4 separate regions of the Homo sapiens genome follow, and all the other regions are linked to region 2. The links are chromatin loops, found by intact Hi-C in ENCODE. Cell type or tissue: GM12878. All regions are shown on one strand. Each heading gives the region's core, and the rest is flanking DNA. Links, peaks and the distances in the headings are about the cores only.

The links. Peaks named below come from ENCODE experiments on the same cell type or tissue, not always from the same donor. Only the 100,000 strongest peaks of a DNase experiment are listed, where the experiment ranks them.
Region 1: a loop joins it to region 2, with 6 times the contacts of the local background. A loop is called at or near these places in 1 of 110 quality-filtered maps.
Region 3: a loop joins it to region 2, with 5 times the contacts of the local background. A loop is called at or near these places in 1 of 110 quality-filtered maps.
Region 4: it touches region 2 in a loop (3-fold over the local background); 1 of 110 quality-filtered maps calls a loop at or near these places.

Annotation. Positions count from the first base shown.
Region 1 is chr4:152,300,103-152,307,684 of GRCh38, forward strand. The region is part of intron 1 of LOC105377492 (a long non-coding RNA gene); the gene reads right to left. Among named protein-coding and RNA genes, the nearest start is that of FBXW7-AS1, 34 kb to the right of the region's middle. RefSeq lists an enhancer at 4,036-4,105. In GM12878, for the core only: no CTCF peak of the experiment used is centred there; a DNase peak (open chromatin) is centred at 4,319; H3K27ac peaks cover 411 bases.
Region 2 is chr4:152,207,198-152,214,779 of GRCh38, forward strand. It overlaps LOC105377490 (a long non-coding RNA gene), which reads right to left. Exons shown (of 3, transcript NR_188450.1): 3 at 1-471. Among named protein-coding and RNA genes, the nearest start is that of LINC02273, 110 kb to the left of the region's middle. In GM12878, for the core only: no CTCF peak of the experiment used is centred there; a DNase peak (open chromatin) is centred at 2,784.
Region 3 is chr4:152,274,860-152,282,441 of GRCh38, forward strand. No RefSeq gene overlaps it. Among named protein-coding and RNA genes, the nearest start is that of FBXW7-AS1, 59 kb to the right of the region's middle. In GM12878, for the core only: no CTCF peak of the experiment used is centred there; DNase peaks (open chromatin) are centred at 3,952 and 4,682.
Region 4 is chr4:151,883,609-151,891,190 of GRCh38, forward strand. All of the region lies in intron 2 of LOC127898557 (a long non-coding RNA gene), which reads left to right. LOC102724700 (a long non-coding RNA gene) reads right to left here. Exons shown (of 5, transcript NR_188364.1): 3 at 7,559-7,582; 4 at 4,883-4,970; 5 at 3,338-4,155. Among named protein-coding and RNA genes, the nearest start is that of LINC03074, 69 kb to the right of the region's middle. In GM12878, for the core only: no CTCF peak of the experiment used is centred there; DNase peaks (open chromatin) are centred at 4,003, 4,503 and 5,023; H3K27ac peaks cover 2,169 bases.

The DNA.
Region 1 (7,582 bases), core at 1,270-6,269, 93 kb after region 2:
ACAAGGGTGACAAGGTAATTCAACAAGGGAAAAAAATCATCCTCTTCAACAGATGATGCCGGGACCACTGGATATCCACAAGCAAAAGAATGAAGTTGGACCTTCATACCATTATTAACTCAAAGTGAATCACACACCTAAATGTAAGAGCTAAAACTATAGAACTCTTTTAGAATAAAACATAAGTATAAATCTTCATAGAACTAGGGTCATGGGTTTCTTAGATACAACAACAAAAAGGAACAAGAGAAAACAACAACAACAACAAAGATAAATTGGACCTTATCTAATTTAAAAACTTTTGTGCTTCAAAGGACACCATTAAACAAGGGAAAAGGCCACCCAGAGTATGGGAGAAAATATTTGAATTTCTCCCACGTAACATGTAAAGAACTCTTGCAGCTCAACAATAAAAAAGATAATTTAAAAATAGGCAGAAGATTTGAATATATATTTCTATAAAGAAGATAGACAAATAGCCAATAAGCATATGAAAAGGTGCTCAACATCAGTAGTCACTGAGGAAATGCAAATCAAAATCACAGTGAGATACCTGACTTCACATCCACTAGGATGTACTAAAATAAAAGAAGACAATAATATATGTTGGTGAGGATATGAAGAAACTGGAACCCTCCTACATTCCTCATGGGACTATAAAATTGTGCAGCCCCTTTGAAGAACAGTTTAGCAGCTCCTCAAAAGGTTAAATATAATGTTATCATATGACCCAGCAATTCCACTCCTAGGTATATACCCAAGAGAAATGAAAACATATGTCTACACAAAACTCATACATGAATATTCATAGCAGCATTATTTATAGTAGCCTAAAGGTGAAAACAACCCAAATATCCATCAGCGATTGAATGAATAAATAAAATGTGGCATAAACATACAATGTAAGTATTCAACAATTAAAAAAAAAAAAGGAATGGGCCCAGCCTGGTGGCTCCTGCCTATAATCTCAGCACTTTGGGAGGTCAAGGCAGGAGGATTGTTTTGAGTCCAGGAGCTTGAGACTAGCCTGGGCAACATAGTGAATGTCTCTACCAAAAACAAACAAACAAAAATAGCTGGGTGTGGTAGGGTGGGCCTGTAGTCCCAGCTACTGCGGTGGAGGGGAGGGCACCTGAGGTGGGAGGATCACTTGAGCCAAGGAGGTTGAGGCTGCAGTTACCTGTGATTGTGCCACTGCGCTTCAGCCTCGGTGAGAGTGAGACCCTGTCTCAAAAAAAAAAAAATTTAAAGAAATATTTTTTAAAAATTTAAAAAAGAATGGAATACTGATACAAGCAACGACATGAATGGACCTTGAAAACTGTATTAAGTGAAAGAGGCCAGTCACAAAAGATCACACATTGTATGAGTCCATGTATATGAAATGTCCAAAACCATCGAAGTGATAGAGGCAGAAAACATATTAGTAGTTGCTGCGGGCATGGGTTAGTGATTGCTAACGAGTTTGAGATTCCTTTTTTGGGTAACGAAAATGTTCTAAAGTTAGACAGTGGTGATGGTTGCGCAAGTCTATAAATATACTAAAAACAACTGAATTGTACATTTGAAAGGGTAAACTTTTGGGTACATAAATTATATCTCAATAAAGCTGTTATTAAACACAGTACCAAACAAGGAAGTCAGGTGCAAAAGCATGTGAAAGTAAACTGAGGGCATTTCTAGAAGGGCAGAGGTTAGAAAAGTGGGAAGGGCTGGGAGTTAATAAAAATGAATGAGGTGGTAGGGCAGGGGGTCCCTGAGCCCCATCCTGCCTCAGCTGGCCACAGCCTGCTCCACTGGTCTACCAGACTGGATTCCTTTAACTGCCATAGTGTTCCAGGACATTTTTAAAAATCAAAAGATAATTGGGTCCGGGGACGATTATATCTTGCTAATCCATCTGCTCCTATTTTTTTGTTAAAGTATGGTTTAGAACAGTTTTAGATTTTGAGAAAATTTTTCTGTAAATTTAGATTTACAGAAAATTTGTGAAGATAGTTCCCACATACCCTGTACCTAGTTTCTGCTATTAGTAACAACTGACATTTGTATAGTACATTAGACACAATTAATGACCCAATATTGATACATTATTATTATTATTCGAGACAGAGTCTCGCTCTGTTGCTCAGGCTGGAGTGCAGTGGCATGATCTCGGCTCACTGGAACCTCCACCTCCTGGGCTCAAACCATCCTCCTACCTCAGCCTCCCAAGTAGCTGGGATTACAGACATGCATCACCATGCTCAGCTAATGTTTAAATGTTTTTTTTGTAGAGACGGGGTCTCACTATATTGCCCAGGCTTGATACATTATTGTTATCTAAAGTTTATACTTTATGCAGATTTCCTTAGGCTTAAAAAAAAATCAGTATCTCTTTTCTGTCCTAGGACCCCACATTACATTCTGTTATTACATTTTCTTGGGCTCCTCTTGGCTGTGCCAGTTTCCCAGACTTTCCTTGTTTCTGATGTCCTTGGCAGCTTTGGGGAGCACTGGTCAGGCATTTTGTAGAAACCCTCTGTTGGGATTTGTCTGATGCTTTTCTCATAATTAGACTGGGCTTAAAGGATTTTCAGACGAAGATCACAGAGGTAAAATGACATTTTAATCACATATCCGGGGCACATATTATCAATATGAATTATCACTGTTGATGCTGACTTTGATCACTGGGCTGAGGTAGTGTTTGTCTGGCTTCTTCACTTACAGAGTTACTCATTTTCCCCATCTTTTCCATGCTCCAGCCTTTGGACAGAAGTCCCTGTATGCAGCCCACACTTAAGGAGTGGAGAGACAGGCTCCACCTTACAAGATGGAGTATCTACATCAATTATTTGGAATTCTTCTGTTTGGGAGATTTGTCTCTTCTGTCCCATTCCGCTCATTTGTCTATGTCAGTATGAACTTAAGGATATTTATTTTATACTTTCAGTTATAATATAATTCTATCTTATTTTATTATTATTATTATTTTGCTCAAATTGTTCCAGCTTTGGCCATTGGGAGCTCTTCCAGTTGACATACCCCACAACTGGTGGGGAGAGGGTGTTTGTTTAGCTTTTTAAACATTTTTATTTATTTTTAGACCTTCCTTACTTTCTGGCAGTACAAGATAAGAGCCTTTTTAAAAATATTACAATTTTACATAAACATTTCAATTTTACATAAAAGTAAAGAAAATAGTATAAAGAAATCTCACATTCCAGTCCCTTAGGTCTAACAACTGCTAAAATTTTTTTGGTATATTCACATCATCTGTTTTTATTTTTATCTCTAACAAAGATTTTTAAAACATGTAACTATAAAAACTGCAATGTCACTATCACATCTCACAAAATAAACGCTAATTCCTAAATATCACCTATGATAAGTCATTGCTTAATCTTGGCTGACTGTTAAAAAAGGCATTTTTATAGTTGAGGTGGTGAAATCAGGTTTACACTGGATTTGGCTAATTGTATCTTCATGGTGTGATTTAAGATGTTCATCTATCTCCCATATTTCTTATAAACTAGAATTAGATCCAGGAGCTTGATTATATATCCCCCAAAGTTAAAAACGTTAATGAGGAAGCCTACACCCTGAATGAGACTTTGAGACTTTGTACTTTGAAGAAACTTCTCTCTCGTGGAAGTGAATGCCCTCCAGACCCTATGTTCAGGAAGAAGCAAGAGGCTTTAAGGCTGCCAGGAATTCACTGCTGATGATGCCCAGTGGAAATGTCAGGAGAAATGTAACCAGGCTCATATTTTATTAAGGTTGTGATTGTTGTTTGCGAGTGCTTTGGTTACCAAGTTCCATTGGTTTTTATGGACTGCCCCAACTCTATTTTTCCCATAAGCCCTATTATTTTTTAGCATGCCATTTTGTAGAACTCAGAGTTTTTAGCAATGTATATGTGATGTTAGAGCAGAAATGCCAATACATTTTTCTTGAAAAGAATAGAAGGCAGTCAGGTCAGTCCTGGAAATCTGAGAACGTTTGGTGTCTCTGTATGCAAGGCCCCTCTTGGCCTGTTTCCATTGCCACAGAGCCTGACAGTCCTCTTGAGGAACCCTTGGGTTGCAGCTCCCCCTCAGCACCTCCTCGTGGTCCACAGGGAGGGGTCCGGGCCTGGCAGGGCCTTGCCTCTGTTTGCAGCTTCTCTTGATTCTTCTGATTCTGCTTCATTTACTCCCATAGCCTCTGTCCCTGCACCAGGGCAGCAAGACCAGTTTCTTTTACAAAATGTTATGAGTCAGCTCCCTGCCCGTCCTCAGGACAGCAAATTGAGCTCCCTCATCTGCCGTGCAAGAAGGGCCTTTCGGAAATGTTAATTAATGATGAGGCCATGCATTGACAGACCAAGCTCAGGAAACAGCTCGTGCGTGCCAGGTGATTCTGTTCCCAGGCAAAACAGTAGACATACTGCTGCTTTGGGAGTTAGGGGGTTTTTTTAGTGATTCATTTGTAGTGCTGGGAGAAATGATTTTTCTTTTAGTTTTCTCTCTTTCTCTATTTTACTCTGTTCCCTGCCCCCCAATCAATTTTTCAACAAGTAATTCCAAAGTCTTGGTGCCAGGTGTCTTAGAGAGTGAGAAAATTAAGTTTTAACTAAAATGTATGTCTTACAAAACAAAGGAACAAACAAAATACACCTACTGGTGCTTTTAGAAAGAAGGCCACTGGGTGGATGATAGTTGCAAAATCAACAGAACTACGTTGTGTGACCGGGCCCTACATCACATCTTCCCACTTGGGTACCCCATCTCCTCCCTATTCCAAAGACCAGGGGGCACCACCAGATCCCCCTTGGAACATGGAGTCATGTAGACCGAGCCTGGCAGCGGGACTGCTCCCTCCTTCTTTGGGAGAGAGGCCCCTGGGAGCATCCCCACCTATCCTCCGGGCAGGGGAATTGGGTGGGTCTCAGGCTGCAGCTGGAGTTTTGTCACCAGGCCAGTGGTCACCTCACTGCACCATGTTATGTGATGGAAGAATTTCCACATCTGCAGGTGACTCTGGAGTGGTTTGTGCTATGTCCTTTCAGATTCCTTCTCGGCTACAGTTCCCACACATGAGGCTCCAGGAATGTTTTTGAGGTTCTTGACTCAAATAAGGTGGGAGTGCACACAGAGGGCCTCACTCCTCACTGCCCAGAACTCGAGATGACCGTGAGCTTCCTTCCATTCCTAACCCTCCTTCTTGGGATCCTTCTTTTAAAAATTTCCCCTGCTTTCCTGAATCCCTATTTCCTCCCATTTCTCTGAACATTCTACTCCCTTCCTCAGAAATCATGTCACAAGTTTCTTCTTGTATCTTACATATTCCCCAACTTCCAGAACTTCCTGGAACTGGACAAAGAGGAGGGCCAGCTTTAGTTTCCTGGGTAGAGGCCAATCTCCAATCTCCACCACCATCTGTTTGACGAGTCAAATGACAGACACACATTCAGCCTCTTTTGCTCATTGGTAAATTAGAGATAAAACTCACCCATTTCTCAGGCTTGCTGTAGTATCAAAAACTGGCTTGCTGAGAGGTGGCCATTATTACTACTGATGGTGCAAATGGAACACCATTTTAGTTTCAAAACGGTGTTTCCAGCCAGGTCAGCTGCCTAGCACCTTTCCCATAAAGTTGGACCTCAAGGCTGCAGGTCGAGGGCAACCTAAATGTGGTCAGCCTGCCGAGCCCCAACTCCCAGCCAGCTTGCAGGTTCCTCTCTTGGACCCTCCAGGAGCCTCCATACTGCAGCTACTCTCTCAGGGGTCTGTTCAGCCAATGATGGCTTCCAAAACCTCCCCCTTCAGACCAGACCCTAGGGCCTTCCCCTGCTCTGCAGAGTGAGAGAAGTGGGGTCCTAGGGCAAATGCCAGGCGGAGCTCTACAACCACCTTCCAGATCCAGATTCAAGGAAGGGCTTTCCCAACCTCTTTCCAAGTTCACTCCCACCTTTCTTTTTGTTTATTTTTTTGAGACAGGGTCTCGTTCTATCACCCAGGCTGGAATGCAGTGGGGCAATCACGACTCACTGCAACCTCCACTTCCTGGGCTCAGTGATCCTCCCATCTCGGCCCCTTGAGTAGCTGGGACTACAGGTGCAAGCCACCACGCCCGGCTAATTTTTTGTATTTTTTGTACAGACAGGGTTTCATCTTGTTGCCCAGGCTGGTCTCGAACTCCTGGACTTAAGTTATCCACCTGCCTCAGCCTCCCAAGGTGCTGAGATAACAGGTGTGAGCCACCGCCGCCAGCCATCCTGCCTTTTAACTGGCAAAGCCTGGGGATGGATAGTTGGAGGTGGCACAGAATGTGGCACGTGACAGTTCCACAGACTCAAACCAGCTCTCTCAGGTTTTCTAGCTCAGTTGAAAATAATCGTTTACAGGGTGGGATGGGGGAGCATTGGTATTTCATTCCTTACAAAGCTCCTGTTGGGGCTGGAGGGTCAGTCTACAATATGTCTGATGAGATTTATTGTCTTATGGGAGTCCAGTTCCTTTATCTGATTCCCAAAAGTTTTGCCTGAAACCCAGACCCTGTAATAAGACAGCCACCAGAGTGTGTCAGAAGTCACTGAGAACCACATTTCTTCAGAGTAGTTGGATTTGGGGAACAGGGAGTAATATTTTTTCCACAAATCAATTCTGCTGAAGGATGGTGTGCCCTCCCACCCTCTGAAATCCCAGGAAGCTTCTGTCATGTGCAGTAGCAATTCAGCGTCCACTTGGTAAAAATAGCTTTTTAATTTATTGACTGGCAAAATACTCTATTTATCAAACCATTCTGGGTTCTTCTAAAGATAAAATGGAGGTAAAACCCAAAAGGAAAATTAAAGCTTTAATGCAGTCTTGCAGACTTCTGCTTCATTTCATTGTAAATTGCGTGCAATAAAACATAGCATCGGCAGCCTGCATAAAGCAGCTGTATAATTTTCTTTTGTGCAGGGAACTAATTCTGAAGACTTCTCACCTAAGAGAAGGCTTACGATGGTGGATGACTCCCGTACACTAATTATGTCTTCCTTTATTTCTTTGGCTTGAACTCTTAATTTGCTTACAGTTTAATGAACATCAGTTCTTGCTGAGAAATATCTAAGTACCTGGGAGATTGAACACTTAGGCAGTCAAATGCTCTCACTCCCAACACTAATCTTCAAACCCTCTGCATTCTAAACAGACTTCTAAAGGAGAGTGGCTCTTTAAAGGCTTGTGAATCACTTTTGAGCAGTAACTGTACACTTAAATTAAAAGCCATGATCTGGCAGGAGACTTGGGTTGTGCTTTAAAAAAAGAAAAGAAAAGGCTTTCCTAGTTCAGGTACAAGGCATGAATTGCTGGTTTCTATCATTGCCTGATGCAAAAACCATGAATTGTATAGCTGTTTGTTTCCCTGACTTTGGTCTTCCCAAGAGTTTCTCCAAAAAGGCTTAGTTACTTTCTGCAGGTGTTTTCCCTTTATCTCTGAGAATTTAGAAACTGAGGAGCTGGAGAAGCAGGGAGGGGGTTTCCAACCTGGACCTTGCCTCTCATTTCCAAGGTCTCTTTCCTTTAACACTTCACTCCTGGAATGGTGATGCTGAGCTTACTTTGATGGCAGA
Region 2 (7,582 bases), core at 855-5,854:
TGTAGATTAAGATATTCATAAGGAATGCTCCACTTCCTGTGATGTCTGCCTCTGATAAGGATACCAGAGTAAAGGGAGTTTACTTGGAACTGCATAACATGAAAGGAAAAAGACCTGGTTCTTTAACAGTCTTGTAGAGATCAACTTAATTAACTGATCAATTTGGAGTGGAACAGGTTAGAAAATCCATTCAAGTATCGCTGATGAAATTGGCAGGTGAGTTTGGTGCAGATAGGTGGGGAGAGGGGAGAAAGAGAAAGACAGAGAGAAATGAATCTCATGCAAGTAATTCCTTCCAGGTCTCTGGTTGGTAGATTTGGAGGACAGCCCCCTCTCCAGTTTCACAGCTTTGCAAAATTTAACTGTTTCTCTGTGTTCCGCTGAAAAACTTCATTTCAGAATCCTGCAAATGATTTTGTCTTCTGTTCATTTGTGTTAGGAATTTAGAGACTGACATCTGAGCAGTGCAGGCTGTGGGAATTAGGGAAATAATGTTAGAGCTATTTAGATTTCTGCTTTTCATTCAACAAATATAAGGGGAAGACTTTAAATATTAGATGGAGGAAATAAAATATGGATAAAGAGGTATTCAGACTAGGTCTTTATGGAACAGTAATTGCAAACCCTTTCCAAGTCTTTCTCCCAATTGCTCCTTGAATATTGAGGCTGCCTCTTTTAGTTTCTGTGGCTAAGTTCACCTCTGTAGCATTATGTCAGGCAAAGAACTATGAACACAAACAGCTCCCATTAGGGCTCTCAGCCCCAGGGGTCCTGACAGCTGGGAAGTGTTGCAAGTAAACTATTACAAATAATGGATAATTGAAATTTATCAATGATTTATTACACAGACTATAAGCAATATTTCAGGGTTATTACCATGAGGATACCTCTCATTCACCCACATTCCAATTTAATTTTACTTTCTTTTTCCTGTCTTTTGGACCACAGATCCACAGAGTTGAATTAATTCTACTCTTTAGTGCATGGTACACTCATGGATTCATCAAATGCCCTTCAAAAGTGCCGTTGTTGTTTTCCCTCCAACTCGCTCATCCCACTCTCATTCCCCCTCCTCCAGATACCCTTACTCCTATCTTTATGTAGATATACGGACATCCTTGAATAATATATAATATTACTTTGTGTGTGCATGTTTAATATCTAATTTACAAAAGGCAATGGGCTATAAATCTCATTCTCTCTGTTACTTTTTTCATCCAGCTCTGTTTTTTGGAATATCTCCTTGCTGTTATATTGAAATCTAATCATTATTGCTGACTGCCTTGCATCCAGCACAGTTGCTTCCTCCATTGCCCTAGGGATGAACACCTTGGTTGACTCTACCACACACACACACACACACATATACACACACACGCATAGATCGTGCTGCAAGGACCACCCACGGAGATGTCCCCTCACAGATCTGTGCACGTCTGTCTCTGGGGGCTGCACTAGGAGTGGGATTGCCGAAGCATAGGATATTACACTCCCACCAGCAGTGTCAGAGGGCTCTCTTTTCCCCACATCCCTTTCAGCACTTGATATTAATAAGGTTTCCAATTTCTGTCAATCTAATTATTTTAAAGTGGATCGTGTTATAATTTAACTTTGCATTTCTCTGATTACCAGTGAAGTGGGTATCTCTTCACATGCTTAATAGCAATTTGGGTTTCTCCTTCTACAAACTGCCCATATCCTTTGCCTGTGTAGCTCTTATGTGAGTTTCCAATCCTTTTTTTGCCAATCTGCAGGAGTTCCTTGGGTCATCAATTCCTTATCGATTTTAGACACTGTGAACATCTTTCTCCATGCCATTGGAGGCAGGTTAACTGTTTTGAACCGAAATCTTTAATTTTTTAGATAGTCAGACCCATCAATTTTCCCCTTATGGTTTATGTTGTTTGGGTATTGATTAAGAAATGTGCAGAAAACTACAAAGCCACAAAGATAGATGCCTATAGACTCTTCTGTAAGAATTGTGTCTTTTCCCTTCATACTTGGGTCCTTAGTCCATTTGAAATTTATTTTTGTCTATATGGAGAGGTAGGCATCCAGCTTTGGTTTTTTCCATAGTGAGTCATTTATCCCAACACTATTCACTAAGTGATCCAGCTTCCTCCCACGGATTTGGGAAATGGCTCTATTATATACCAGTTTCCCATGGATACATGATTGGGTGTCCAGGTGCATATTCCATTTTTTGGTTAGTTTGTCTATTCCTGCACCACTACCCCACAGTTTTATTGTGGTAGTTTTGAAATATGTCTTAACTAATGTGTTTTCTTAAGTGAGAGAGAAGGGTAGGGTTATATTAGTGGACTAGGAATGGTACAGAATCCCACAGCCTCTCTCATCCTTGTCATAGCCCGTAATTCCCATATAAGGTCGCTCATGGGAAGGGATCCTACATGAAAATTTCATCTGCAGTCTATGTCAAAATGGGGCGGGGGAAGCTGAAACATCTAAGAGGTCACCTGTTTGCCGTGCACAATATCCTGGAATTAAATTCCGTAGCTTTCAAAATAAGAAAGAGTGTCAATATTTTTTTATTCTTTCTTGAAAGTTAATACCTTAAGAACCTAGAACACAATTCTTCTGTGGAAATCACAGAGCTTCAGGAGTTATTTCATTGGATTGCCAAGAGTTCCTAAGCGGGTAATTTGTATGCAGCAATTGAGGGGCAAAGTGGTTAATAATAAGCCTAACCCCAACATCTACTAACTAGTTTTACTAATCTGTAGTGGAACTGAAACTAGAACCCAGATCTCCTGGGAGTTCCTCTTCAACTTTACAAATACATGTCTAATGCTCCCTGTGTGCTAGGCATCATTACACGGAGTAGAAAAATGAGTTAATAAACAAGGTCTCTGTCTACATATTATTCAGTCAGTGACTTGCCTGGGCCCTGGCTTTGTACTCTGAATCATGGAAGAATGGACCTATTATGAAGTTATGAAGATATTTAGTCGATCCTATCAGCCAGAGGTCAATTCAAATACATTTTACATAGACCGGCTGACAATCAGCTAAAAATTCCAAAGAGACTCTGCTGTGGTGGATTAACTGGCCAAATACAGACCTAGTCTATCACTCAGATGAGACAAAATGGTATGCCAAAAATGTCCTTCCAGAACAGGAATTAGATTAAAGCTACATTAGGGTTTCTGGATAGTCAACAGTTGAGCTGTTTCCAGCTAAGGGAAAAGACAGAATATTCAGGCTCAGGAAAGAAAGAAAGAGAGAGGGAGGAAGGAGGGAAGGAGGGAGGGAGGGAAGGAAAAGGAAATGAAAAAAACGATGCTCAGTTGGGAATACCTAGGAAAAAGGCAGGATGTTACAGGGGCAGAGACATCCAGAAAGTCTTCTCCTTTCCTCCTCTCTGACTTTACCAGAATCTCATTTTGAGCCTGAATTACTTGTGAGTAAATATCAGCAATTAACCAGCACAAATAAGGTGTGGCTGACACATAGAAAATATTCAATAATTATTAACATTTTTAAAAGTAGACAAATATCTCTTAGAAATAATGAATTGAACAAAGGAGTACATGAAGCTTTCATTTGCAAGTGTGAAATAAACTGAACATTGTTCACATTGTCTATTTATTTTTGCTTTCCCTATAGCCAAATTCCTGAAGGAATTATCTCATTAAAAAAAAATTTAGGTGTTGTTTATCATAGCAAAAAATAAAATAAGAGTAAAGACAAGAAAAAGAAAACTGTCCTAAAGTTTGGTTGAAGAAATTTCAACATATTCATATTTTGATATTCTACTAAGTCTTCATAATTATTTGAAATCATGTGGTGGATTAAGAGTAACAAAGAAAGATATTTAGACTTTGTGAAATTGAAAAAGCAGGTTAGATGATAATATATTATTGAAGAATACAGAGCCTAGAGGCAGACAACTTGGGTTCAGCTCCCACTTCTTCCACTTCAATAGCTACGAGGCTTTCGGCAATATTTGTAATCTCTCCCTGCTTCAGTTTCCTCACCTGCAAAATGGCAATAGAAATTAAACCTACTTCGGCCAAGTGCAGCGGCTCACGCCTGTAATCCCAGCACTTTTGGAGGCTGAGACAGGTGGATCATCTGAGGTCAGGAGTTTGAGAGCAGCCTGGCCAACATGGCAAAACCCCATCTCTACTAAAAATAACAAAAATTTAGCTGGGCGTGGTGGCGGGTGCCTGTAATCCCTCAGGAGGCTGAGGCAGGAGAATCGCTTGAGCCCAGGAGGTGGAGGTTGCAGTGAACCAAAATTGTGCCATTGCACTCCAGCCTGGGCAACAAGAGCAAAACTCCGTCAGAAAGAAAGAGAAAGAAAGAAAGAGAGAAAGAGAGAAAGAGAGAGAGAGAGAGAGAAAGACAGACGAAGGAAAGAAAGAAAGAAAGAAAGAAAGAAAGAAAGAAAGAAAGAAAGAAAGAAAGAGAAAGAAAGAAAGAGAAAGAAAGAAGGAAGGAAGGAAGGAAAGGAGGGAGAGAGGAAGGAAGGAAAGGAGGGAGGGAGGAAGGAAAGGAGGGAGGGAGGGAGGGAGGCAAGGAAGGAAGGAAGGAATTAAACCCACTTCATAGGGTTTTTGAGACAATTTAGTGAATCAATTAATACACGCCAAAGCAATCTGAACAGCACCAATAGATGTTAGTTATGGTGATTATTATTATAACAGTATCATCTCATATCTTCCTATAGAGAAATGTCTGTAAAGATATACTATAAAATTTTAACATTTTTTATCTCTGGAAGGTGAGAGTATGGATTTATTTTTCTTCTTTCTGCTTATCTACATTTTTCTAATTTTCCCAGACATGAAAATATATTGATTTTCTAATAAAGAGCAACAAGTTATTTTATAATTTGTGAGAAAAGATCTATGAGATGGGTAGAGGCGGGAAAGAATGGCACATCCACACCGTCAAGAGCTCCCTGCTGACAAACAGCATGGCAGTGAGGATGGTGCTGGGTTACATCCCCAAATAAGTAGGGGGTGAGGGGCTGAGGAAGGGAATAAAGGAACGTTGGAGAGAGTGACATTCTCCTCCTTGTTTTTTATCTCACACTCAAGGTTAAGATTCAATACAGCAGCAAAGTGAATAAAGAAATGAAGTGCTGTGAGAGGTCACAGGGACAAACATCGAGTGGCTGGGGAGTTTTGAAAGGCATTGGATAATTTCACCGCCATTAATAACATCTGCAGTCCTGCCAAGCAGGCTAATGGCAGGGGTAATTAGAGCCTGTGCTCTAAGACAGATGACTGCTTGTCAGAGCAGGAGAGCAGGTCCACCCCAGGGGCCACTGCCCAGGGGTAGTCAAGGCCAGGAGGGGGCAGGGCCTTGTCAGGAAGGACCCTACCTGATCACAGGAAAGAGATGACCCAGACTGGCCTCTGTGGGAAGATTCTCAGCTCACAAAGGAAACAGGGGGTGTCGGGGCAGTTCGGGGCTTGGGTCTAAATATAAAGCTGGTCCATACTAATATCCTGTCATGAAATACTTTCATCCTTCACATATCCAAGATTTAGGCTTACAGAGAGACGTTCAGTTCAAAGAAGTTGTGAAATCAATAAGTTTTTCATTAACCAGTGATTACCCAGCCATCATTATGCCCTCACTGGTAGAGTGATTTTCTAGTCACTCAGACTAAGAAGTGGCCATTTGAAGACTTAATCTTTCTTCATGGACAAGGAAAGGAATGGGTTTAACATGAGCATTTTGGTCTTTCCTTGTCTCTAAATCAAGTTAAGTTCTTCAGTTTTTTGATAAAGATGACTAATGTATTTTTTCTAAAGGTTTTGTTATGAGATACAAAGATTTATTTTTGAAGTGAAGATTTCCATCTGGATAAGTCTCAGAAAGAATCCTTGTATCCACGAGATGGTTCCCTACCTAGGATGCCAAAGGGAAACACTTGCAATGCCACTTAGGGATTTGTCCCAATAATTTCACTTAGGCAAAAATATATCAAATGATTATTTCAGTAGACTTCTATACAAGTTTACTTGTTTGGAGATATTAGACCCCCCAGTGCAATGCTGCACAATTTTAAAAGACACCTAACCAACTTCCACTTATACATTTCAGATTGAACAACAGTGTTTGTATTAGTCTGTTCTCATGCTGCTAATAAAGATATACATGAGACTGGCTAATTTATAAACAAAAAGAGGTTTACTGGACTCATAGTTTCACATGGCTGGGGAGGCCTCACAATCATGGCAGAAGGCAAAGGAGGGGCAAAGACATGTCTTACATGGCAGCAGGCAAGACAGCATGAGCAGGAGAACTGCCCTTTATGAAACTATCAGATCTCATGAAACTTATTCACTATCACGAGAACAGCACAGGAAAAACCACCCCCATGATTCAATTACTTCCCACCAGGTCCCTCCCACAACACATGGGGATTATGGGAGTTACAATTCAAGATGAGATTTGGGTGGAAGCACAGCCAAACCATATAGTGTTTATCACATATTTCTCCCGGAACCCCTCTGAAATGATAGAAAAGGAATTGAAGACGTTTACAATCACATACATTAAAAAAAAGAAAAAGAAAAGGAGATGAGAGTAGGCTACTGATGCCAATTAAACATGACAAGCTGGATGAGACCTGGAACTTTCATTTCCAGGAGTATGACAGATTAGACTTTGTGGCAAGCTCTATTGCCCAGATATACTGAGATCCTTGTTAAAATACATTCAGCAAATATAAAGAGACAAGGTGGGAAATATGAGGGAGAGGTTAAGAAAACTGGAAGCCAAAGTGAGAAGGTGTGATAGAGCCTTACATAGAGATAATGAAGAAAATGGAAGAGGTGTAAATGTTCTTGAACAAATGAAAAGTATCCATCTACTGATCCAGGAAATAATCTATCTTAGATGAAATTCACTAATATTAGTAACGTGCTACTTTTCTTTATTTGAAGGTGTATTCATTAGTATTCATTTTATCATTAGGCTTTTAACATGTAGATACAGCAGGTGTACTCTTTTTAATGTCTTAAAAATTACATACTGTAACAAATTAAAGTATTGGCATAAGTGCTGAGTTAGGCTTCAGCTTTATGAACTTTGCTAAGCTCCTATAAAAAGATCCAACAACAAGTTAGTCTATGAGAGTGTAATCTTAGAGGTTAATGATTTTGCCCCTCCCTGTTTTCTGTTTTCTCCTTTCAGAACCCCTATTATTTGTGTATTGGACTTCTTGATTGATATCACATTTTCTTATCTTTTCTCTGCAACTTTTTGTCTTTTTAATTCTGTTTCCTGAAAGAGTTCTTCAATGTTTATCTCCAATCCCTTCTACTAAGGTTTTAAATGTCTGCTATAATGTCTGAATTTCTTTAAATGTCTGAATTTCATCTAAGATGGGTTGTTTCCCAGATCAGTAGATTGATAGTTTTCACTAGTCCAATAACATTTATATTTCCTCAATTTTCTCTATTATCTCTTTCTAAGACCCTGGAAAGCCTTAGAGGTTGGAAGCACCACATACACCAGAAGACTGGGATGAGGGGTGGGGTTGAAAACTAGAAGACTGGTTAAAAGTCTGTATAAGGAGTAATTGAGCCTGGATTCTTTC
Region 3 (7,582 bases), core at 1,118-6,117, 68 kb after region 2:
TTTTTCTTATTTGCAGCCCAAAGCACCCTGACAGATAGAGGAGGTAAGGGACTTGCCTGAGGTCACACAGCTAGTAAGCCATAGAGCATAGATAAAATTCAATGTTTGTGGGATGACAAATGTCCAGTTCCATCTATCTCTTGTGGGATGACAAATGTCATCCCACAAACTTTCTATTCTGCTACGATGTACAACAACATGAAGAGTGATTTCACAGATTTCCTTAGATCCTTCCCCACAGAAGCATCTCTCTGTTAGTCAGGCATCTGTCAACATTCTAATACTAAAACAAGATTCCATGAAAATTATTTTTTTAAAAATGCAAAACAAATCTTCTTTTCTCCCCTCACAGTGTTTTTCCTCTCGGAAGCATCACAACTGCTTCTTATTCTGTGCTTAGTGTCAAGATAACAGGATTTAATTACCAAATTTATAAACCACCAGTATGGCATAAATGCATTGGCCTCAAATAAAATGAATGCAGTTATTAAAAAAAGAAAAGAAATGCTGCATCAATACAGTGACAGCGGACACAGAGATGGCAGTTTTATTTACTTTATCTCTTGCAGGAAGCAGTTAAGCCATTTCAAAGAGATTATTGGGTTTTAATGACCCAGGACATTAAAAGACGTCTCTCCCAGCAACATTGACACTGTACCTCAGGTGCAGGAGGTTATAAATCCACGAAATAATGGCCTATTTTGGCAACCCCTCCCCACTTGCTCCCAACAGTGGACCCGATCATGACCTTTCTTCAGTTAGCAAGGGCCACTGGCTGGGGGTGTCACTGGAGAATTCTCTGTGTCCTCTCAATAGGCCTGGGGGAGCTTTCTAGATTGGGACTCAGCAGCAGCTTTTAGGATCCACAATGAAAACCACCGGTGGGGCAGTGCTCTGTCTCCAAATGACAGGAGGAGAAGGAAAAGAAAGAACAGGAAAGAGGAGAAAAGGTAAGAAAAAAAAGCAAGGAAAAGAGACCACCAAGTGCGGTGCTCAAGAATTCTACCAACAAAGCCCAGCAGCCACCATTCCAGGGCCTCGAATGGTCTTACCGAGTCCAAGTTCCAAGGACCAGAGTCTCCTCTGGTTCCCCTGGAGCGGATGGGCATCTAGAGATCAGGTCAGAAGTGGATCCTGAACTTGCCCATCGGATTTCCTAGGGCTCTAAGAGAATCACTGGCAGAGAACACATTGTCTTCACCAAAGCAGCTTCCCTTTGATTTGTTTTATACTTTAGACTTTCATAAAATATTTCATTTGAAGAGAAGGGTCCATACTTTTTAAAAAGTTTGAAAACTAGAGATGTAGGTCGTCATCTTTGTTTTTCAAAGACTGATGACCACAGGGAGGAAGTTAAGGTCGGGAGAAGAGATAGATGGAACTGGAACAGGTCGCCACCATTCCCAGGCAGCTCCTGGATTCTTCTTGATGGAATGCCAGCACTTGAACGGGTGTTTTTTTGAGATTCTAACCTCTCCAGTGACAACCATGCTATCCAGTAGCTACGCCCTGTCCAGGCAAACAAGAAAACATAGAAGTGATCTCCTCTCCTCTTTCCAGGTGCTCTCTCTTGGATTCACAAAATAAAGATCCAGTCATTCACATGGTATTTCCAATACTCTGCCATTAATTTGCTATTCCCAATACAGTGAGAATTGGCCAGGTCTTTTAATGCTTCACAGGCTCCTGAAGTTCTGTGCAAGAACCCTCCTCTAGAGCTGTTTCCTTGGGAATATGAAAAAAAATCACAACTTTGTTAACCAATTTCCTAATCATATTTCCCCTCCCTAGGCATATTGGTGCAAGGCTGAGTTTTGCAGAGAGATTTCTGGACTTTTCTGCTGAATACATTTGGATAAGGTCATGGCCGTTAGAACTGGCTGTCTATCATCTCTCGTGGGGCCTTGGTTCTTTGTCATGGGGAAACTCATAGACCATCTAACTCAGAGAGCCCATCCAGAAATTGCATTTCTCTGGGAAGTCAGGGACCCAGCCTCTGGGCTGCTGAAAGTACTCAGCCCAGGGCAGGCCTAAGGGAGAGCAGGTGTGGGCAGGTTGCATGAGGATAATATGGAATGAGGAGAAATGTGTTTTGGAGCTTGTGGGTGAGGAGAAAATGGTGCTTTTGTCTCAGAGGCACTGAGACACCTGGGAGTGGGGCTGGGGTGCGGGTGGTGGGGTGAGGTAACTGCAGTAGAAAAGAGAGATTGGCGTGGGCATCCCTACGGATGCAGGAGACCCAGGAAAAATTCAAGGCATCATATTGACAAGGAAAGCCAAAAGAAATAAAGACCATTACTGGCTGCATTATTAAGCACACACCCAAATAGTGCTCACAGTGCAGATACCGAGACAGGCAGATTCTAGGATTCATATGTCAAGCCCATTCACTTCCTACAGAAGAAAAATAAAAGACAACCTGGTTGGGGGGGAAATCCTCATAGAGAGGTGGCCCCACAGCAGGCAGCTGCCGGTGGTCTGGATCACACTTTGTCTCCCAGCATAACAGTTGAGCTATCTGGGGAAAATTCCTTAGCCCCTCTAAGCCTCAGTTCCCACAGCTAGCAAATGGGGGTAATGGTCATAACCCTTCCTCTCAGAGTGTGAAGATGGAAAGAGAGTCTGCATTTCAGCACTTAGCACAGTGCCCAGCACACGCAACAAGAGGTAGCTGTCATCAACATTAAGCTGTTATTCACGCCCTCAGGAGGACTCTGGACCCAGCCAGGGCCAAGGTAGAGAACCTCAAGGGGGAATCCTCTTCCCTATCAGTGGCTCAGCAAAGACCACTCTGAGGAACCCATCACGTTTTGGGGATAGGGCGAGTTGTTTGGTCTAAACAGCTTGGGAAGAAGAGACCCAGGAAAGGAGCGCCATCCTGAAATCTTTGATGAGCTCTCAGAGAGAAGAGGGGGTTTCAGGCTTTCCTACCCCAGAGGACAGATTTGAGTCCATTGGCAAGGGTGGAGCTCAGAGGCGGCCCAAGGAAGTCCTTCCTCCTAATGAGAGTTGGTGAAGAACAGAAGTTGCTGTCTGGAAAGGCTCTGAGTTCCCTTCTCAAAGGCCCTTTACCATAATTATAATGTGTGTGTCACAAACAACCCTCAGGAGAACAGAGCTAGAGAACCTTTGCCTCAGGAAATGTTCAAGCTGAAGCTGGATGATCAAATGCTGGTGAGGGGCGCCTGGCACTGTGCAAAGCTGAGACCAGGCAGCCCACTCGTGGGTTAGGACTATCTACAGCTCCGTTGCATTGAGCACAGTCTACATGCCAGGAAGGCCCAAGGCTAAGTACTTCACACACACTAGCTGGCTTCAACCCTACAACACCAACATGAGGCAAGCACTACTGGTAGCTCTGTTTTACAGAAGAGGAAACTGAGGCCCTTGGATGGTAAGTCAGTTGCCAAAGCTTCACAGTTAGATCACACAGCCAAGATCCAAATCCAGGCACAGCTGGCCATAGAGCCTGTGAGCTAACTGCTGCACTGCACAGCTCTAGCCAGGACAGTTTGTCCTTGCCCTACCTACATGCTGCCTGTGGCCAGGACCTCTGGTGACAGGGGAGATGGAACCATGTGAGCCTGGAAAGCAGGCTGACAGGAAGTAGATGGCACTGTCCTTCTGGCCTAGGGTAGGGCCAAGAGACCACAGCTCTCCACATCACTAAGAAAGATAGGACCTTGCCTGGGGCTGGGAGAGTTCCGGGAAGTTTCTGTAGCAGCGCTGGCTGGTCTGTTGCTTTGCATGCTTATTGCTTTTGTATGGAGTAGGTATCTGATCTCCCCAACACCTGCCAGCTCCGCCTCTGCGTTCTTTCCCTTCCTTGTACACCCAGCCCCTGCCTCCCACCCTGGCATCTCCCTCCCTTCCCCCGCCATGCAGAGATCTGAGTCACTGACAGCAAGTGGGTGAGAAGAAACAGAGAAGGCAGAATCAAGAAATGAAAACCCTAAGGGCAGCAACAATTAATATTTAACTTGAAAATTGCCTGGGAACAGAAAGCTCAGGCTATTCATGTGCAAATCATATGCAAACACTCTCCACATCGGGCCCTTGTAATTATTCTGCAAACCTGCCTGGCCAGCTCTAAGGGCAGCTTGGGAAACCCCAACACCCCAATCCTGCTGCAGGCTGCAAACCTCCCCATGACAGGGCTTGGGAGGGTCTCCAGGTGACACCACTCGGGTGACACCAGCTTGTCCCAGAATTCCTCAGGCCAAAGCTCTTTCCAATTCTTGAGGAAATGTTTCTCCTGCCAGGGAAAGTTCCCAGCCCCGCATCTGGGCTCCCCTTGCCACTCCCCAAAAATGCCTTCCTGACGGTCACCCATGGCCTCCTGATGACTAAATCCCAGTGTCTCCACTCATCCTCCACTTCCAGGCAAAAGCCAGAGCAGCTGATGCCTGAGGCTTCTTCTGTGCTGCCCACCCAGGGCCTCCTCCCTTCCGTCTGACTGCCCTTCCCTGGCCCTGTCAGTGCCACCTTAGCTCCAGCGTGGGGGTGAGCCTGAGAAGGCCTCTTCTCCCCCACATCCGATACGCCCTGGGCAGGAGGGTGGGTCTCTTCGGAGGGTATGGGCGGGCCCTGCACTGGCTTCTGATTATCCTGCATATGGCGGGAAAACAGTTCAGTCCCCCTTCCCCTCCCCAGGTCACCTAAGGCCAGCCCAAATCTGGCGTCACTAGAAGTTCACTTGCAGGGTTAGGTGACCTGGAGCTCTCAGGCCTGAGAGCACAGGCTGAGGACAGGTGCTTTTCTTCACAGCTGGGAGCTCCCTGAGGACACAGCCCCCCAGGCCCATGCTCACCACTGCACCCAGACCTTGAGAGTGTCCCCTGGGGCATCGCCTCCAACTGCAGCCAAGCTGGGGAAGGACACACAGGACCAGGGGAGCAGCCCCAGCCCTAGGCTCAGCCCCTGCCAGAACAGTCTTTAGCATGGGTACTTGTCTCCATCTCAGCCCGCATCCCTCACTCAGACGTGTCAGCTTTTACTGGATCTGATTTATTTCATATCCACATATGTTGAAGAAGGAGCCTGTAAAAAGCTCAGCACATTGGCTGGCCTGTGTTCAGCACCTAATATGAGGCAACTGCCCTTGACCATAAACTCTGAAATGAGTCAAGTGTCCACAGTTCCAAAGGGTTTGGTGCCTTGTTCTCACTGGAGTCACGGAGCCCGGAGCAATGCACTGCCAGGCAGGGCTGCCTTGGCCAGCACCACCGTCATCACCATGCCCAGAGCAGGTGGGATAGGCGATGGTGAGGGGGTGGTCCCCACCATGTGTGGATAATTTCCTAATTCCATGATGCCTGTGGCTGATGGTCATTCATCCTACTATGTATTTACTGGGCATCTGCTACGTGCCTGGCACTGTTGTGACCCTTCCCTCAGGGAGCTTCCATATCCATGGGGGAAGCTGATCTTAAGACAGAACCTGAATTCACTAACAGTTGTGAGAGAGACGGGGGAAAAATTTACCACACTAAACATAAAAGGTAACAAGTGAGATAAAAAGTGCATCCAGCTGGGTGTGGTGGCTCACAAACTGTAATCCCAGCACTTTGGTAGGCCGAGGTAGGAGGATCCCTTGAGGCCAGGAGTTCAAGATCACTGTGGGCAACGTAATGAGAACCTGTCTCTACAAAAAATTAAAAATTTAGCTGAGCATTGCTGACTTGTGCCTGTAGTCCCAGCTACTTGGGAGGCTGAGACAGGAGGATTGCTTGACCCTAAGAGGTGGAGGCTGCAGTGAGCTGTGATCATGCTACCACACATGGGTGACAGAGTGAGACTCTGTCTTCAAAAAAAAAAAAAGTGCATCATCCCATTTTCAGAAATATTAAAATGTAGAGAAAAATACACATCTGAAACCCAAAGAACTATAATAATATAGTTTATAGTGACATAACAATAATACATAGTAATATAATATATAATATAGTCATAAAGGGCACTTTATTTTAATTGCAACTTACCTGGTTGCCAGAAAGAAAAACTCAGTCACAGTAACTCAAATATAAAGAACAGAGGGCAATTTATGACATGCAACAGCAAGATACACATCTAGGCCCTACAGGAACCATGCTGGGGCCGGAATGGCATTGAAAATGGTGACAGCCACCCTCTGCCTGCTGTCCCTTCTCTGCATCTTTCTCACCACACACTTCACACTCATCTTTCCACCAAGAGCTTCCCCTGCTTCCTCAGGTTTCTATCTGGGCTGGCCAGGTCTCTGACTGTGGTAACAACTTTTGGTCCCCCACAGTGAGCTCCAGAGTAGTAATTCCAGGTTCCTGGGAGAGAGTTTTAATAGGCTCAGTGCACTTGTTCAGGTATCAGTGTGATTTATTCCAACAAGGAGACCCCAAATCCACAGTTGGCTTCAACCAGATCCATGTTTGTTTCTCTCCTGCCAAAGTCTACACTGCCTGCAGCCCTCCTCTGCAAAGTCGCCAGGGCTCTAGGCTCCTTCCATCTTGTTGTTCTGTCATTCTTAGGATGAGGACTTTGCCCCCATGGTCCACAGGGCTCACCACCACATCCACTCCACAGGAGCAGAATAGAAGAAAGGCATGGCCCTGAAATCGCATGCATCATTTCCATTCCTGTGGCCAGAATTTACCCACAGGACTAAGCCTAGCTTCAAGGGAGCTCAGAATATATCATCTTTGCTAGGCAGTCAACTGGGGAGGGGGCACCAGCCATCTCTGACATAGGCAGCCTAGTTAGTTGTGGTGGTAAGAGGCAGTAAGTTCTGAAAGCGGGCAGCAAGATAGAGCCTTGGCAGCCTGGGGGCTCCCCTCCCGCAGGGCCCAGGTAGAGGGCAAGCCCACCCTGTGCTGAATCCATGCTGTGCCATGCACTATGGGACCTCTGACTTGTGAGAGCTCTGAGAGAAACACTTAGCGAAGGCACCTAGGAGACAGGACCTGCAGGGCCAGCAGCGTGGGGCACCTCGGGAGTCTCTCCTCAGAGACCCCTTTTATCTGTCGGGGTCAAGGGAAGTCAATTAAATTTAGGTGTGGGAGGGAGAGAAGAGAGAAAGCCAGAGGAGAAAGGGAACAGGAGATAATTGACAGTCACCAAGTTTATCTGAAAGGACTCTTACGTGAGTTCTAAGGAAACGTCTTACTCTCAGTTTCCTGAAGTAGCTAAAAACTTCCTGGGAGGGTGATGATCATGAGGCTGATTTGTGATAAAGACTATAAAGCAATTGGGGTGTGTCTAGCACACAGGAGACACTCAACAAATGGCAGAGTTTGGTTTAGATTCGAGGGCACTAAAGTGGAGCGGTTCAGTTCAGAGGTGACCCTCTGCATGCTGCATAGTCCAAACACATGGACAGTCTTTCTTTGCCTTTCCCAGTTCGTGGGGAAGTGGCTCTCCAGTTTTAGAGTCCACTCCCAGAGATTTCGCTTTTGTTAGGCCTAGGGCGGGGCCCAGGGATCTGCATTTTCATGCCGGGAAGTCTGGGGCAAATAGTTGAAAGGCTGAACTTGGAGAAATACTGCAGAAGGGGAAATGTCCTTCTCTGAGGTGGACTCTCTTCATTGACACAGTCATCTCCTACACAACG
Region 4 (7,582 bases), core at 1,610-6,609, 320 kb before region 2:
GGTCAGCCAGGCCTGGCCTCTGCTGGAACTCCTTATGTGGTCTCCAAAGGGACTTTGCCTCTGTGAAGGCCTCTGGCCAAGCATGCTTTGTAGAATCAGTCCCTCCTGGTACTACCTAGGTCTCCTAGGCAAGGCTGCAAATGTTGCTCACTTGTGGAACTCACGATAAAAACAACCCAAATTGCTATGGTAGTTGAAGAATGAAAGTCTGAGCTTAAGGGAATGATCTGTCCCTGGAGGAAGTTGGGGGAAGGTAACAGCCAATAGGATGAAAGAGGGAGCCTGCAGAGGCAGGAGTTTTGATGATGAAAAGACTACTTGAGATTCTTCTTTCTTTTCTCTTAGCTTCACCCAGCACTTACACATACACCCCGGTTCCCTCTCGAAGCTCCCAAAGCCCCTATGCATTAAATAAAGTTCAGAACATAAGAAAAAATAAACTAGGCATTTTATCTGTGACATGGATTACAGCATCTCCTCTGGTATGACTTACTACCCTAAAGCTTTTTAAAAGGATAGAAGCAATGAGGCTCGAAGCCCAACAACTGTTTCAAACCCATTAACTGGACTTGAGCTTTGCCACACAGCTTCCCTCTGATTTGAGGTGGTTGGGATGTACATTTATGGCTGATGCATCTGTAGTTATAAATACTTGTGAAAAAAATAATGGGGCTTGAAGGTCAGAATAGTCCATTAACCCTAGAACTGCACCATCAGGGAGGTGAGGGAGCATCTTTTGTGGGGAGCAGATGGGTGTGAAAAAGTCCACACAAAGTATAATAGGGCATGTTTGGGAGACAAGGGGAATTTTCTGGTCACTCCAGAGTTTCATCTAAAGCCTAAGACTCAGAATAAAAGGCTCTAAATTGATGACAAACTAAGTTCAGGAAACCACCCTCGAATGTGACTGGTTATAGTCACAGTACTACTATCCAGCCCTCTGGTAATCTATGAGAACTTGGGTTGAAGGCAGGTGTCTTGATGGGGAAGTGCAGTGCTGCTGAGAGGAGAGTGATTCCTGAATGGGCCCCTCATAAAGATTGGGCTGCCCCAATTATCCCCCTTCATTAAGTTGTTTGCAAACTGCCGACCTCCAGAAGGGTAGGGTGCCTGGCACTGTAGGGGGCACTTGGAGGAAGAGGCAGGCGAGAGAGGGCTGGAATAGCAGGATGGCCAGGCAGACAAGGGACAAGGGCATGCTCTGCGGTTTCTGGTGTCCGAGGAGGACTGAAGGTAGATCCTGCACACACCACACACACCAGTAGATTCTGGAGGTGGGGGTGGTAGAGGGTGGATGAACTTGATGGTTACAATTTTGCAAGAGGCACGGCCAGCAGCGTACTGTGAGGTCACGTGCTGGTGGTTCACTGGAAAATGTGGCTGAATCTTGCAAGGAACCATATGGCAAAGGTGGTGTGTTAGGTACTGAACAGCCACTCTCACCTTCTACTTTATGAAGAGAAGTCCAATTCTATTGGAGAAAACGTTGCTGGCTAAAATGCCTGGCTAAAAATCGCATTGCCTAGTTGCAGCTCAGGTTGTTCAAGTAAAATAGGTCAATGAGGGGAGGCCTGCTGGGGATATCTCAGAAGGTTTGTTTTCCTGTGATGGACAATATTCTTTCCTCCTTTAGCTCTTTTCGCTCTTCCTTATTTCCTTATTTCTTGTAACTTGGATGAGATAGCTGGAGCTCTGGCAGCTATTTTGTGAGAATGAGGATGAGAGCGCTACCCTAGGATGACAGAGCAACAAGCCAGAACGAGCTTAAGTCAATGACAACATTGTGAAGCCATCGTAATAGCCCCAGACTTCTCATTACCTCTTTCTTACTTAAGCCATGATTGTTTGGATTTTCTGCTACTTATAACATCATTTTATCCTTAATCATACATACCACCACTGCCTATAAGAGATAGAGCCACCACCACCTGTCTCTGTGAAGCCCACAGGCAGTGAGCCAGATGAGCAGCTAGTGACTGGCCCCAAAGGAGGGCCTCAGCTTCTCCATAGCAACAACAGAAGGAGAAAGTCCTCCCTCCCTGTCCCCGTTCTTACCCCAACACTGAAGGGAAAGGGGGAGAGTGTGAGTACAGACACCCCACCCCTGCCACCCAACGACTGCTCCATGCCAAGCCTCAAGAGACTTAAATCCGGCCCGTGGGACAGTGTGTGGAATAAGTGTTTAAACCACTCTTAAAAACTGAAAATGACTGTTTTAATAAACAGAAGTAATTGTCAAGTTTTGGAGTCAGGTTGAAATGTTGAGGGAGCCACTACCCAGTGCAAAAAAGGGATTGGATTCAGCAGAATTAGAGACAGTTTAGAAAACAACATTATTTCAATTCTGTACCCCTATAGAGTTAAAATATCTCAATAAACTGCTTATAACATAAATCTGCTTAATTTCAATTCTCTTAGATCCATCCCCACATCTCTATGTACTGATATGGAAAGATTTCCAGGACAGATCCTAAGTTAAACGAAAAAAGAGGGAAGTACAACACAGCATGCACAATAGGCTACCTTTGGAAAATAAAAGGGGGCAAACAGGAACTGCCCTGGAAACACATACCGGATTATCTACAGGGTGGATGGCAATGGAGGAAAAGCAGGATTTCTTAGAAGATATTTCTTTATATGGATTTGATTCTTGAATCATGTGAATGTATTCCCAAGTAAAAATTTTAAATTCGAAATGTTAGTGTCACAGAGTATTCAACTTTCTTACAGAAAAGACATTTAGATCAACAGATGACAAAAATAGGAGACTGCAAAATTCTTCCTTCCATCCACCTCCAATAATGAAATCAGTGTTTGTTTGCTGCTTTTTTTAGACAAATCTCCCCGTTTTGTAAAACAAGGGAGTATTTTTTGTTTTACAAAACTGAGAGATTTAGGTAAGCCGTGAGTTAGTGGAAACATCCGGAACCATATAAGGGAGCTTTAGCTTTTGTGTGAAGGAAAGAAAACAGTTTGTGACTTTAGCTGAAACAAATAATAATTAATATATTACTGTATATAATTGATTACTATAGTATATTTTATATTGATATAAAATATATTAGCATATTTATATATTAATATATTATTATATCCATATATTAATTTAATACAAGTAATATATTAATATATATCATATGTTATTATAATATAAAATTGTATATTATAATAACATATACTAATATAATACGTTACATATCTTAGTAATATGTGACTGTATATAATTTTATGTTAATTTATTTTTCAAACTTCTTGTGACCAGATTTTCTGTACCTAAGAGAAATTTTCTGTAACTAAGAGAACTTTAGCTGCAGAAATATAACACTAGTGAGAAATCTAACAAGTTTGTTTATTTAAGGCAAGGGTTGGCAAACTATAGCCCGTGGGCCCAATCCAGCCAGCTGCCTACTTTTTACAGCCAGTAAGCTAAGAATGGTTTTGACATTTTTGAGTGGTTATGTTTTAAATGGTTGTATAAATATCTACATAATGTCCTTGCTATTGCCTCTTGGCCTCCAAGTCTGAAGATGGGAAAACATTGCTCTGGGTTGGGTGTTTCTATTGTGCTAATGCCTCATTTGGTACCCAAAGCCCTGAAGCAACAAGACTTAGTTGTGTCTCGTTCCAGCTGCCAGATGCAGAGAAGGCCTAGCATGCATAGCTCAGTATGTCACCGGCCCATGAATGTGTCTCTTAAATACAGAAAAGACGACACGTCAGCCTGTTGCAATGGGGTTCTGTGGCTTGAAAAAGACCTCTGTATTGTATATGAATCTTAGTAATTGGAACTTGGACTCATCACGTCTTTTTTAGCAATGACATTGTAACAGCATGCACCCATCCATCATCGTGTCATCCTTATGAAAATGGTCTCCACTGGTCAGCTTGTCATAGTTAATTAGTCTTCCAATGTATGGATAGTCAGAAGCAAAGCGACTTTGAGGTTTTTTTTGACAATTTTAAAAGTGAACTCCAGAGATACCTGATCTTTCCTGCCTTTTAATTAGAGCCTTTTCATTTGAGGAGGAGAGTGTCCTTGTGGTTAGGAGTACAACCAGCCTAGTTCTGCTTCCCATTTTCAGTTCTGTAGGCGACTCATAGCAACCACAGGCAAGTCGGTGACTGAGTCCTCCAATATGTGCAGTACAGGAAGTTCTAGAATAAAATGCAGTTAGCTGATTGCTACTCAAATGTAGATATTGTTGATATCTTAGTGAGAAAAGGGTAGTGTATTAGATACCGCTATGAAATCTCTAAACTTAGTAGTTTAAAAAAGATGAACAACCATTTGTTTAGCTCAAGATTCTGTAAGTCATCAATTTAGTCTGGGCACAGCTTGCTCTGTCAGGCACCCACAGTCAGTGGTGTTGGTGTGTTGGGTGGATGGGTGGTTGTGTTCATCTTGGCTGGGCTCTCTCATGTCTCAGGCTTTGGCTGGGACAATGAGCTATGCCTCTCTGCTCCGAATAGCTTCTTTTCCCACAGCAGGCTAGCCCAGGCAGACATAGGGGTCTCGAAAGAGAGTGAATGTGTGTAAGAAATCTTAAAGCCTAGGCTTGGAATGGGCAAAATATGACTCCATCATATTTTAATGGTCAAAGCAGGTCACAAGGCGAGCCTGGACCCAAAGTGAAGGGAAACAGACTCTACCTCTTGATGAAAGGGGCTTCAGGGTCATGTTTCAAGGGCATGGTTGCAGGAAGAAGAAGGGTTGTGGTTATTTTGCCATCTACCTCTGGGAGCTAAAACATGAAGGAACACATGCAAGGTGTGAACCGGCCCTGCTGCCAGACAAGGTGAGGGGAAGAGGCCATGACCGTGAAGTCTAGATGCTAAGCTGTGAGAGAGGGACTGATCAGGGGAATTCAGTGACCTCACGTACAGCAGGGATATAGATGATACCGCTGTTTTTCCCCGGGTCTCATTTCTGGCAGAAGAGAGTGAGGGAGCCTCCAGGAGAGAAGTCAGACCTGCAAAGGATGAGTAGGTGTGTGAGTAGCACCATGGGGGGTTTTGGTTAATTTAGTGAAGAAAGAGGGTATTTTTCCATATGCATTGGGAAACCAAGAGTGAACACAGGCTCTGAGTTCAACAGGCTAGTGGAGAGGAAAGAAAACTGCACGCAGGAAGGAAATCCCCTGAACCAAGAGGCTGAGGTTTGATGTTGTGAGCTCAGCCTTCCAAGGCAGACACACATGACTTCTAGTTGTGGTGTGACACCTTATTAACTGTGTGACTTTGGGCAAATCACTTTACCTCTCTAAGGCTCAATCTCCATATCTGTAAGATAAGGATAATAATATATGCCTCAGAGTACTGTAGGGGTGACTAAAGGAGATAATCCATTGTAATATGTCTAAATCGATACCTGGCAGGATAACGGCTGTCCATGAGTGTCCATTGTTACTAACCTTCTTACTTTTGTTGCTATTGATTTTTCATGCATGGCCCACAATTCTAGTTTGCAGTACTGGCCACACTGATGAGCTCTCCTAGTATTTTAGATGAACAGTTTCATGTGGGTGTACCACTATCAATTCTAAAGTAACATACATTGAGATAAATGAATTGTCCCTTCATACAATGTTCCTTTCCCAAATGTTTGTATCTGTTCATTCAGCACCACCATTTAGCCACCCAAAGAATCTTTGTTTCCTTCCTTCCTTCAGACCTCATATCCGGTCATCAAACTATGACATATCTCTCACCCTGTACTTCCCATTCCATTCCCCGACTACCTGCAGAATCTGAGTTCTCACTTGATGCTTTGAGTACCACTTCAGAGTTCTTACAAGTTTCCCTGCCTCCAGGCTCTCTATGCTTTCATCCATTCTGCATCTTGTTGCAAAATTGATCTTCCAAAAAACAGTCCTTTGCTGAAAGCCATCAATGGTGCCTCACTGCTTACCAGCTGACTTCCAAACACTGAGTTTGACGTACAAAGCTCTCCACAACCTGACCCAGGCCTTGTTACTAGACTAATCTTCCAAGACTCCGGGCAAGATCATTTGGCTTTAGACATTTTTTGTATCTCTATTTTGTGTTCCCAATAAGAGTGTGAGCCTGTAGAGCAGAGGTTGGCAAACCATAGCCTGTGGACTAATTCTGTATGATCCATAAAGCTAAAATGTTTACTATCTGACACGTTATGGAAAAGTTTATTGACTCTTGCTCTTGGGGGTAGAAGCGTGTCATAGATGACTTTGTTTTTCCTACAGAACCATGTACTCTTCAATGAACATTTATTGACCTCTAAGCATCCCATTTCTCATTCCTGTAAATTTGTTTCCTTCATAGAGGGCCTTCTTCTCTTCTGCCTACCTGGATGAACCTTTTCAATCTTCTTGGACCCACATCAAATCCTCTGGAAATTCTGACTCTTGCTCAATTCTGAATCCCAACAGCACTAAACCACACATCCTGTGTTCATCTTCTGCTTCCAGTTAGTTCTTTGCACCAGAGTAGGTCGTGAACCTAATTGATACCTGGTGCTTAGCTACCATCTGGTTATCGTCTGCCCTTCAGTACTCAGTAGATATTGTCTGGCCTGGGAAGTATTCTCTGACTCTGTCATTCTTCTCCCCCACAACTGAGTTAGGAACCCTTCTTCATACTCCTCCAGCTGCCTGGACTTTCCATCTTGGCCCTTGTCTTTGTGTACTGTGATTGTTGATTTACTTCTAAGATTCTCCAATTGGACTGTGACCTCCTTGAGGACAGGCTAGTGTCTAATTCACTGATGTATTCCCAGCACCTGGCATGGTGCTGAAGACACTCAATTCACATTTTTGAAAAAATAATGGATTGATGCAATCAATAGTTGCTGATTAATTACATGCTTGATTAAAATATTGGTACTATTCCTCATGGCACCCTATTTACATGCTTCAGTTCTCTAACTAGTCTATTATGTATAGTCTAGTTATACATAGTAACTGGACTTAGTTATAATAACAACCTTTCCTTAGTTATACTCTATAGCTACTTTGTATCTCTCGGTATTAGTCAATGCCTATCAACTTTTATATGACTGAGGTTATCAGGCCAAAACTGGGGGCAACCTGGGAGAAACCAAGCTAGGCCATCCAGGTCTTTGGCAAGAAAGACATGTGCCTTTTTTCAATCCCACTTTCTTTCCTCGACTGTGGGCTACTAAAACAAATAGCAGCTCTCCCTCTTTATGCATTAAGCATTTCAAGGACAGCCTGGCTGTGAAATAAAACAATCCAGACAAATTATTGCACACTCATAGCCAGATTTCTGAATCAAGCCTGAGCCTGCCTAGAGCGCCACGTTCACCTAGCATAAAATAATACCAAATGTTTGGACTTGGAAACCATTTGCCAAATGTTGGGCTAATATAACAAAACACACACATTATCAGAGACAGAAAATGGCATCCTGGAAACAGCTTAACCCACTGCAAATGAGATGTAAGAGCCTCGTTCAGCAGAAAAGTTCTTTCCCACTCTCGGGCTTCCCCTGGAGCTGTTTGCTGCTTGAACCTCTCTCATCTACTCTCGGTTTTTCCTGGGAGCATATCATATATTGCAATCACATTTCACTTAGCTGTCCATGATCA